2 separate regions of the Mus musculus genome follow, and region 1 is linked to region 2. Evidence: chromatin contacts called from ENCODE POLR2A ChIA-PET data. All regions are on one chromosome and are shown on one strand. The core of a region is the stretch at or near the end of the contact, and the rest is flanking DNA. Distances in the headings are between cores, read along the strand shown.

Region 1 (5,258 bases), core at 1,089-3,588, 46 kb before region 2:
TGAGAGATCACTGGATGTGCCGTCACATAGGAGGGCAAAGCTAGCTAACAACTTAGCAATGACTGCCCTAGCTTGCATCACACTTCGCCCCCCTTTCCCTGGACTTAAGGCAAAAGAATATTCTTGGCTGGTTAGTTTGTTTTAGTCTCGTTACTTATAAAATATCATTCATTTATTCCTCTTGGTGGTTTACTACTGAATAACCCCAGAACGCTTCCCAGGTCGGTACAAGGTTTTTGTTTCTGGAAGACTGTATTTTATGAGAACAGAAGGAGCCCGCATACCTTGAAGAGCTAAGCCTTGAAAGCTGTGCTCAAAGCTGACAGATGCTGTCTTGGGATTTCCATTGATGAGAAGAGACACCATGACCATGGCAGCTCTTATGAGGGACAAGAGTTGACTAGGGCTAGCTTACAGGTTTAGAGGTTCAGTCAATTATCGTCATGGTAGGAAGCATGGCAGCCCCAGGCAGACAGGGTGCTGAGAAAGAGTTGAGAGTTCTATATCTTCACCCAAAGACAGCAGGAGGAAATGTGTCTAGCTCTCACTGGCCTGACTTAAGTATACAAATGAGACCTCAAAGCCCCACCTCCACAGTGACAGACTTCCTCTAACAAAGCTACACCTCCAATAAGGCCACACCCCCTAATAGTGCCACTTCCCATGGGCCAAGCATATTCAAACCGCCACAACTCTTGAAGTCATTTAATTAATTTCAGTAGAACTGTACCCAGCAAGGTCGGTCAGTCTCAAAGGCTCATGCCCGAGTCCTTACTGTGCTGCACTTCCTTTTAGATGTGTAATTCACCCGCTGCACTCATCATTATCCAGCGAAGAGCAGCAGGCGGTGTTTGTGAAACCTCCAATGGGTGTAACTAAGATTATCATTTCCACCAACATTGCTGAGACGTCTATAACCATTGATGATGTTGTGTATGTCATCGATTCTGGGAAGATGAAAGAAAAGAGGTAGGTGAAGTAACAGAGGGACTAACCTCTTTTAGGATAACACGGCTCTTAATGGTTACTGCCACGGTGCTCTAAAGGAATATTGTATGTGGTTCCATGGCCAGCGTCATGAATGTGAAAGTCAAACACGGATGCACAATCACAAGCAATGGATTCATTTTCCCAGGTGACTTTTCCATGAGCTTGGATGAGAAGGAAATGGCTAAAGCAAGTGTGTGTGGTGTCTGACGGACCTAAGTCATCACAGCAGTAATTACACCATGGTCCCACAGTAGACCGGACCTAAGTCATCACAGCAGTAATTACACCACGGTCCCACAGTAGACCAGACTGTACAGCTCAGGAATAAGGTGGAAGATCACTTGTCTGTGCCCCGTCGTCTTGACAACATTCTTAAATGTAGCTCAGTAAAGCACTTGCAGGAACTATGCTCAATCCCCAGAACCACACTTAAGAAGGAAGGAAGAGCCGGGCAGTGGTGGCGCACGCCTTTGATCTCAGTGCTCAGGAGGCAGAGGCAGGTGGATCTCTGTGAGTTGGAGGACAGCCAAGGCTACACACAGAAACCATGTCTCAAAAGGAAGGCGGGGAGGGAGGGGGAAGCTGGGAAAGAGGGAGAGGGGAAGGGGAGAGAGAGGGAGAGAATGAAAGAAAGAGAAAGAAGAGAAAAGAAAGAAAGAGGGGAGAGAAGGAGGGATTGAAGGAAGAAAAGAGAAGAGAAAAAAGAAAAAGAAAAGAAAAGAAAAAAGCTAGAGGTGGCACCATGCACTTGTATCATCCGTTCTGGGGAAGGAGAGACAGGAGAATCACTGATGTTCACTGGTCAGCCAGCCTACCCCACTGGGCGAGTCCCAGGCCTGTAAGAGGGACCTTGTCTCAGAGAGAAAGACTAATGGAGGGGGTGGAGAGAGATAGTGTCTGAAGAATTACTCATGCACACAGAATCACTCAAGCTTGCATTTCCTTTTCCTTTCCAGATACGACGCAGGCAAAGGAATGGAAAGTCTAGAGGACACGTTCGTGTCTCAGGCCAACGCTCTGCAGAGGAAAGGCCGAGCTGGCCGAGTCGCATCAGGGGTCTGCTTCCACTTGTTCACGAGCCACCACTACAACCACCAGCTTCTGAAGCAGCAGCTCCCAGAAATCCAGCGAGTGCCCCTGGAGCAGCTGTGCCTCAGGTTATGTCCCAGTGGGCCCCCCTCTGCTTGCCTGGGCCCCGCTCCTCCTCCTATTTAAGTTTCATGATCTTTTTCCTAGCAGGACATTGTGCTGAGAGTAGAGTGCATGAAGTCACCATTTGCAGAAAGCACATCAGTGTGGCCCCCTCCTCCCATGTAACTCTGCACACAGAGACTTTCACATCCTCAAGAAGACATTTCTAAATTAGGAAAGTAACTTGACTTGCCAGGGACTTCCTGCCAGAGGACACAAGTATCACAGTATGCCAGGGAAAAATCTACAGCCTCATTATCAGTTAGAGAAAAGTAAACAAAACTTACAACACCATTGTTAGCTAATGAACAAATGTCATAAAATGGGATTTAGTAAGTAGTTGAACAGATTCAATATTATATGAGCTAAAGAATTTTTAATTCAATGTTTATGAAAAATTGCTTGATGATATAAGAATTGCAAAATATCCATACTCTTTTATCCAGTTGTTAACTTAAAAAGGGAAATAAAATAACCAAGGCTACAGTAAGGCTTAGTTGTATAGAGCTCTTTTTAAGTGCTATGCACGGTGGTCAAGCCCTCTGCCCCGTGCTCTAATCCACTCTGGCTCCTGCCAGCGTAGTTCATCATTTATTCCTTCTTACAGTTTCACTACATTCGTCACTGTCAGGGCATGGCTACAGGGAAATGCCTCAAGAGAGAAAGCCAAGCACCAAATACATGTACTTTAATGACAGACAGCTGTCTTATTTGAGCTGATAACACCAAAAGAGACTCTAAAACCAGGTGGTGGAGGCGCACACCTTTGATCCCAGCACTCGGGAGGCAGAGGCAGGTGGATTGGGTTTCTTTATATAGCCCTGGCTGTCCTGGAACTCACTCTGTAGACCAGGCTGGCCTTGAACTCAGAAATCCTCCTGCCTCTGCCTCCCGAGTGCTGAGATTAAAGGCGTGTGCCACCAGGTCCGGCTTGGATTCCCACACCCTTACCTATACTTCGTTCACCATCAGAACTGCCTGTCATAATCCGAACCCACTGTTAAGAGAAAAAGGCCACTTTGAAAGTTTGTTAAAAGAATTTTTAATATGGGTAGGTAAACTTTAAGTGTCTCTGTAGTTTATTGCTAAGAAAACTAGAGGACAAGATTTTAAAGGCTTTTCTTAAAGCAACCCTGCAGCTGGGTATGGTGATCCTTGTCTGTAGTCTTGGAATTGAGGAAGCTCCTTCCACTTGTCTCAAAGCCATGCTGTGCTGTGTGGCTTAGAAAGGTACTCAGGAGGAGCTGGAGAGAGGCCTAAGAGCACTTGCTGCTCTTGCAGAGGACCTGAGTTCAGTTCCCAGTGCCCATTGTCAGACAGTTCCTCGTAACCATTTGGAATACAGTTCCAAGGGAGCCTACACCTCTGGCCTCGACGTGAGCACCTGCACTGTGTGTACACACCCACAGGCAGACACATCTCACATAATTAGCAAGGATTAAAATCATCTTTTTTTTTTAAGGCATTTCTTAAGAAACAAAAGATCCCTCTGCTTCATTCTACCAGCTATCAAATTTATAAATCATGATTTTATTCTTTTTCAGAATTAAAATTTTAGAAATGTTTAGTACTCATAATCTCCAGTCCGTGTTCTCTCGGCTCATTGAACCTCCACATATTGATTCTCTTCGTGCCTCAAAAGTACGGTTGCGAGACTTGGGAGCCTTGACTCCAGATGAAAAACTGACCCCGCTGGGTTATCACTTGGCCTCTCTGCCCGTGGACGTGAGGATAGGCAAGCTGATGCTCTTAGGTTCTATCTTCCGCTGTTTGGACCCTGCTCTCACCATTGCTGCCAGCTTGGCTTTCAAGTCCCCTTTTGTAAGTGACATTTGTCTAAATTGGAATTTTATGTCACAGTTCTCAAAGGGATCTTTAGACTTTTGAGGTATGTGAGTGCATGTGTGTGGGTGTGAAAGATCTCAGAGCACAATGGTATGTGATCCTTAGAAAAATCTTTATTTCCCCATCCCCCAAAAAACCTTGGGGATTAGAGGTATAGCTTATTAAAATAATAATATGCTTTTTGTTTACTATTGCTTATTTTAGAACAATCAAAAATAGTAAGCAGCAAGACACCACTATATAATTTCAAAAGGTAGTGAACACATGCATCAGCTGTGAAAAGTAACTCAATAGAAAGGTAGTCTGCACGCACAGTCCACTCGTGTAAAATCTAAGTCAGACCTTAGGAGTTCAAGTGCAATCCCTAGCACCAGAGGAGGGAGGAAAAGGTTTGGGTTCTGTATAAGCATCCCACCATGACCAGCTTCCAATGCCAGCCCGAGCTGCATGGTGAGTTCCAGGCCAGTCTGGGCTATAGAAAAAAATCCCTCTCCCAGACATCAACATAAAAAAAGATAAGTTAGGTGTGATGATCTTTTATTCTGGAAGCAGAGGCACCACAATTTTGAAGCCAGCTTAGTGTACATAGCAAGTTCTAGGCTAGCCAGAGTCTCACAGTGAGAGTGTCTTAAAAATCAAAAACGGGGGCTAGAGAGATGTCTCAACAGTTAAGAACACTGGCTGCTCTTCCAGAGGACCAGGGTTTGATTCCCAGCACCCACATGGCAGCTCACAGCTATTTGTATCTCCAGTTTCAGGGAATCTGTCACCCTTACTGACACCTGCAGGCAAAACACCAATGCACATAAAGGTAAATCATTAAAAGAAAGAAGTAGAAAGAGCCAAATGACAGAGCCTGAAAAAAAAGAGCGGTCCTTTGATGGCTTGTCTTTTGCCATTCGGCCCTAAAAGACCAAAGAACTTATCTTGGGTTCATTTCGAACTCACAGAACAAACAGGCCACTCATCAGCTTCACTGTCGGGCTTGACCCTGACCCTGCAAGAGGTTTCCCCAGGTAGTGGCTTCAGCATAGGAAGGGGCCATTTGAAACCTCAGATACACCGTGTCCTTCAAATCCATTCCTCATCTAGGTGTCTCCCTGGGATAAGAAAGAAGAAGCTAATCAGAAAAAGCTGGAGTTTGCATTTGCAAACAGCGATTACCTGGCCCTTCTATGTGCATATAAGGTAAGGGGCCCTCAGAACGTGGGTGTGTGGCCACAGCTGGCACC
Region 2 (5,187 bases), core at 2,045-4,544:
TGTGCTTCCACCACCCAGCAAGATTATTTCTTTGTGTTAAAAAGAAGAGAGACAGATGCACAAAACGTTTAAATGGATTGTCTTATTGTAGAATTTTCCTCATCTGACATAAAGGTGACAATAATTTAAGAACAAATTTAAAACAGTGAAGAAAACAAGATTTAAAAGTGAGCTTTCACTGGGCAGTGGTGGCGCACGCCTTTAATCCCTGCACTTGGGAGGCAGAGGCAGGTGAATTTCTGAGTTCGAGGCCAGCCTGGTCTACAGAGTGAGTTCCAGGACAGCCAGGGCTACACAGAGAAACCCTGTCTTGAAAAAGCAGAAAGAAAAAGTAAACTTTCTCCTTGTCTCCTGCATGCATGCCTCAGGCACTAGGTAAAACCACCATTACATATATAGTCAACTTTTTCTCAGAACACTGGAAGATGGATGTAGGAAGAGCTTACAGCAAGATCCTGTTTCAATAAACAAACACCACCAACAAAAAACAACTGTTCAACTCTTTTCATTTAATAAATGAAGATAAATTTTAAAAATTGGGCTGGGCAGTGGTGGCACACGCCTGTAATCCCAGCACTTGGGAGGCAGAGGCAGGTGGATTTCTGAGTTCAAGACCAGCCTGGTCTACAGAGTGAGTTCCAGGATAGCCAGAACTGCGCAGAGAAACCCTGTCTCAAAAAACCAAACCAAACAAAACAAAAAAATTGATGTAAAAAGATTATGAATACTCTGCCTTCCTTTTTTTGTTGTTCTAAATTCAAAGATAGGGTTTTTCCTATGCAGATCATAGGATTATAATACTATAATACTATGTAACCCAGGCTGGCCTCTAATTATTTTCCTGTCTTAGCCATAACCCCCAACTTTAATGTGGTAATAGCCAAGATTTTTTTTTAGATTTATTTATTTATTTATTTATTTATTTATTATATGTAAGTACACTGTAGCTGTCTTCAGACACTCCAGAAGAGGGAGTCATATCTCAGGATCGGATGGTTGTGAGCCACCATGTGGTTGCTGGGATTTGAACTCCTGACCTTCGGAAGAGCAGTCGGGTGCTCTTACCCACTGAGCCATCTCACCAGCCCCCAATAGCCAAGATTTAACAACTGTGGCATAATAATAATCACTCAATAGCTTATATTAGCAAATGTTAGAATATGTGTTGACCCAAGTAGATTCATTTAAACTCAAATCTAGAGGCTGGGCATGGTGGCATACACATTTAATCCCAGCACTCAAGAGACAGAGGCAGGTGGGTCTCTCTGAGTTCCAGGCTAGCCTGGTGTACCGAGAGAATTCCAAGATAGCTAGGGCTACTCAGAAAGACTCCAATCTTGAAAAACAAACAAACAAAATCCCAAACAAACAAAAAAGTGGAATTAGACTTTATAGAATTGCTATTCCTTCAGAGAGAATACAAATGTTTATAATTATTGCTCAATGCCTTTCAGAGAGAAGCAGATTAGAAGAATATTTCTCTAGCATGAAAAAAAGCTCTGGGTTGTATACATAGTGAATCTGTGGGAGGCCTGGACTGCAGAAGTTCCTGTGGCAAGCAAACACAGGAAGATTGAGGCAGAACAATATACTGTGTAGTAAGACTGAGGCAGAACAATATACTTCACTGTGTAGAGTTTCTATTTTCTTGCCAGAGATTTTTGTTGAGACACTATAATTTTAAATATTTGAAAATCAACATACATATAAATTAGTAGTACTTAAGAGTCTTTGCTTTTAAAAAGGGGGGGAGGGGCTAGAGATATGGCTCAGCAGTTAAGAGCACTGACTGCTCTTCCAGAGGTCCTGAGTTCAATTCCCAGCAACCACATGGTGACTCACAACCATCTATAAGGTATCTGATGCCCTCTTCTGGTGTGTCTGAAGACAGCCACGGTGTACTCGTATAAATAACAAATGAATCTTTTTTTTTTTTTTAAAAGAGTCTCATGCTTTATTGACCAAGAAGGACTCCTTTAGAGAAAGCACTCCACACCTGAATCCACACACAGCAAATGAAAACGGAGATGAAATACACGTACCTAGGAACTTCCTCTTTTATGTGTAAAATTTCCAACCCTTGAGTATTCCAAGTAGTTACGATGTAATGTTTTTTGTTTTTTGTTTTTTGTTTTTTTTGGTTTGTTTGTTTTTTGCTGGTTGATAAAAAGAACTTGGGCTGGTGAGATGGCTCAGTGGGTAAGAACACTGACTGCTCTTCCTAAGGTCATCCCTGAGTTCAAATGATGAGTTCAAATCCCTGCAACCATATGGTGGCTCACAACCACCGGTAATGAGATCTGACTCCCTCTTCTGGAGTGTCTGAAGTCAGCTACAGTGTACTCACATATAATAAATAAATAAATCTTAAAAAAAAAAGAACTTAGCTCTCTTTTTAGAGTTGAATTTTGGCAAATGCAGAATTCAAAGGCAGATTTTAAGCAACTCAGGGAGACTGATACGTATTGAGTGGCTGAGCTGTAAGGTTTTAAGTAAAAATTCACACACAACTTTTAAAAAATCCAAAGCACTAGAAGGGAAAAATAAATTTGTGCTTCAGATGCAAGAATTGTCTCGGCTCAGTATGCTTGCAAACTTTTACAGTTTTGCCACAACTTTAACATTGCCAGAACCCCTTCTCCACAACCCTATCCCTTTGTTTCAGCAAACCCCCAAGTACTCAGATCAAACTAACAAATTAGTGACTCAGTGCAAAAAGGAGAGGTATTATGCAGACTCCCCGGGGGAAGTCATCCCTTTTGAGGCCCGTGATGCAATAACCATTAGACATAACTGTGGAGTAAGGGTTATTTTCACACTGGTCTTAGTTTAATTACCTCTGTTGAGCCTTAAAGATCACTGAACACAGACTAGGCCAGGTACCCCAAAGGTGGCGACCGGGACAGCAGCGGTTAAATTTTACGGACTTTCACAGAACGGTCTAGTGTACCTGTACTTAGGTTACGGTCGCTGTCAGTTCCTAGATTAAAATGAAGAGGTAAAAGGGTTGGGAGAGGTTAGGAGGACCCACAGGGTTCAGGAAAGGGGAAGGGGAGGGGAGGGAGCAGGAGACCGCCGGAAGGCCACAGGTTTATGGGCAAGATCCCGGCGTTCCCATGGAAACGTATCCCTCCGCTCCGCTCGCAGAGTCTCGCTCTAAGTTCCCTCCGCCCCGCCTCTAGGCTGTTTCCGCCCAGCTTCTTTGTGCCGCGCAGAACGTTGACACAACGCATGCGCAGAAAAAAAGAATCCCCGCCCGCCGCCTATATAAGCGCGACTCCGGCCTCTTCCTTGTAGTGCCGCCGGGATTGCAGGCAGAGGAGGTTGCGCAGCCGCTTCCGTGCTACTCGCGCTGTGAGCATTCCAAGCTAGAGCCGAGTACACGGGCCGGCCATCATGTCACGCTACGGGCGGTATGGAGGAGGTAAGCGGCCAGGGCCCCAGGGGAGGACGGTGCTGCCCGCCGACCGAGCAGAGCGGGGCCGCAGGGGCGGCGCGGCGGTTAGAGACGGTTATTCCGCGTGCGTAATGGCGGCTCCTGCGCACGCTGTACGAAGCCCGAGGCCGCGGGGGCGGGGAGGAGGAGGGCGAGCGGGACTGGAGGGCATGTGTGCCGCTTAGGGCCCGGGCGCTTGGCGCCTTTTGGTCTCTCCTGGACAGGCCGAAGCCTGGCGGGGTCGCCGTGGTGGCGTTGGCCATTTCTCCGCGCTGCCGCCCGCCTCCACCACCCCACCCCCCGCCCTCGGCGGCGGCGGCGGCTGCCATTTTGAGCACATTGATGACCGTGGTGGCGCATTTCCTCAGCGCTTTCCCGCCACTGGAGCCGGGGAGTGATGATGGGCGTTAAGATTCGGGTTGGGCTGGAGACGGAACGAAACCGGCAGCTGCGAGCTGCGCGTCGTCCAACAATTGGTCGGCATGAGGAGTAGCGCGAGGGGAAGACCGCTGCAAGCGGCGACGGCTTTTTTTCTCTCTCTTTTTTTTTCCTTCGCCGTTTCGAGCGTGGCTTCTGGCTCTGGGGCGGGGACTCGGGTGAGCCTGCGCCTGCTGTGGAAGCCGGGAACTGGCTCGGCCCTGATCCTCGCTGTAGACCTCTCCGCAGGCCGGGCCGCCGGAGCCCGCGCGCTGTTGTGCCCGAGGCTGCGGGGACTCGGGGGGCGGGGCGGGCCCGAGCCGGGCCCCACCTCCACCCCGCACGCCTCAAGTCTACCATGCTCCCGCTGCAGTCTCCCAGGGTTTCCTTCCTATAAGAGCGCCAGAACTTGGTCGCAGGTCTGGCTTTCCAGTCTTTCACGCTGTAAGATTTAGTACTTGGTGAAGACCTCTAAATAAAGGGAGCCAGACCTGGTGGTGCACTAGCTGCCTCAGGGAGGTTGAGGCCTGAGAGTCGTTTGAGCGATGTATAGCTAACATAGTTGTAGGGTGGCTCCGAGTAGATCACTTAGCTGGCTCAGAGTCTCCAAAACAAAACGTGTACGTTGCACAGCTCTTTAAGGATGGTCTGTTTTAAAGAAATGAATTCCCTATCACACGTTGAATAACATTTGTTCTGTTTACATTTTTTAAACAGAAACCAAGGTATATGTTGGTAACCTGGGAACTGGTGCTGGTAAAGGAGAGTTAGAAAGGGCATTCAGTTACTATGGGCCCTTAAGAACTGTGTGGATTGCCAGAAATCCTCCAGGATTCGCCTTTGTGGAATTTGAAGACCCTAGAGATGCAGAGGATGCAGTTCGAGGATTGGATGGGAAGTAAGTGGGTTGTTTTTCAAATTTCTTTAAAATATTCCCTCGGGCTGGATAAGTAATCTCGGTGCTAATCATAGACTCTCTGGGGGTGGACCTTATTTTTGATAGTGTCTCTGGCCTATGTTGACCTGGAACTCACCATATAGCTCCGGTGGTGGTTGGAGCCCTCATTCTGTCAGCCTCTCACATGCCTTACCCTTCAGGCACTGGATAACTTAAGATTTAGGACTAAAGGTGGAATTGGCGGGGTTTTGTAAACAAAAGACTAACCGTGTAGAGAGAATGAGCAGTTGACATTTTTTTAATAAATTAATTTTTATTAGATATTTTCTTTATATACATAGCAGTTGATATTTTTAAATCTAGAAGTCACATGTGTATTCTAACATTAGCATTTTCTTATGTTTTGTAGAGTGATTTGTGGTTCTCGAGTGAGGGT

What was found. ChIA-PET counts read pairs that join two places held with the same protein, here RNA polymerase II (POLR2A).
Region 1: POLR2A ChIA-PET joins it to region 2 with 122 read pairs in Patski. The contact joins the enhancer-like site here to the promoter of Srsf7 in region 2. POLR2A ChIA-PET finds 5 or more read pairs at or near these places in 5 of 5 experiments (Patski and embryonic stem cell).

What each region holds. Positions count from the first base shown.
Region 1 is chr17:80,249,976-80,255,233 of GRCm38, reverse strand. It overlaps Dhx57 (DEAH (Asp-Glu-Ala-Asp/His) box polypeptide 57), which reads left to right. Exons shown (of 24, transcript NM_001163759.1): 15 at 796-969; 16 at 1,947-2,147; 17 at 3,726-4,002; 18 at 5,119-5,214. Among named protein-coding and RNA genes, the nearest start is that of Gm52289, 20 kb to the right of the region's middle. Within about 2 kb of position 2,338, at least 1 of the 3 ENCODE cell types and tissues checked has a DNase peak (open chromatin) inside an H3K27ac peak, as active enhancers do.
Region 2 is chr17:80,205,412-80,210,598 of GRCm38, reverse strand. It overlaps Srsf7 (serine and arginine-rich splicing factor 7), which reads left to right and starts at 3,294. Exons shown (of 8, transcript NM_146083.2): 1 at 3,294-3,424; 2 at 4,571-4,751; 3 at 5,161-5,187. The coding sequence starts at 3,397. It also overlaps a transcript of Gemin6 not described here.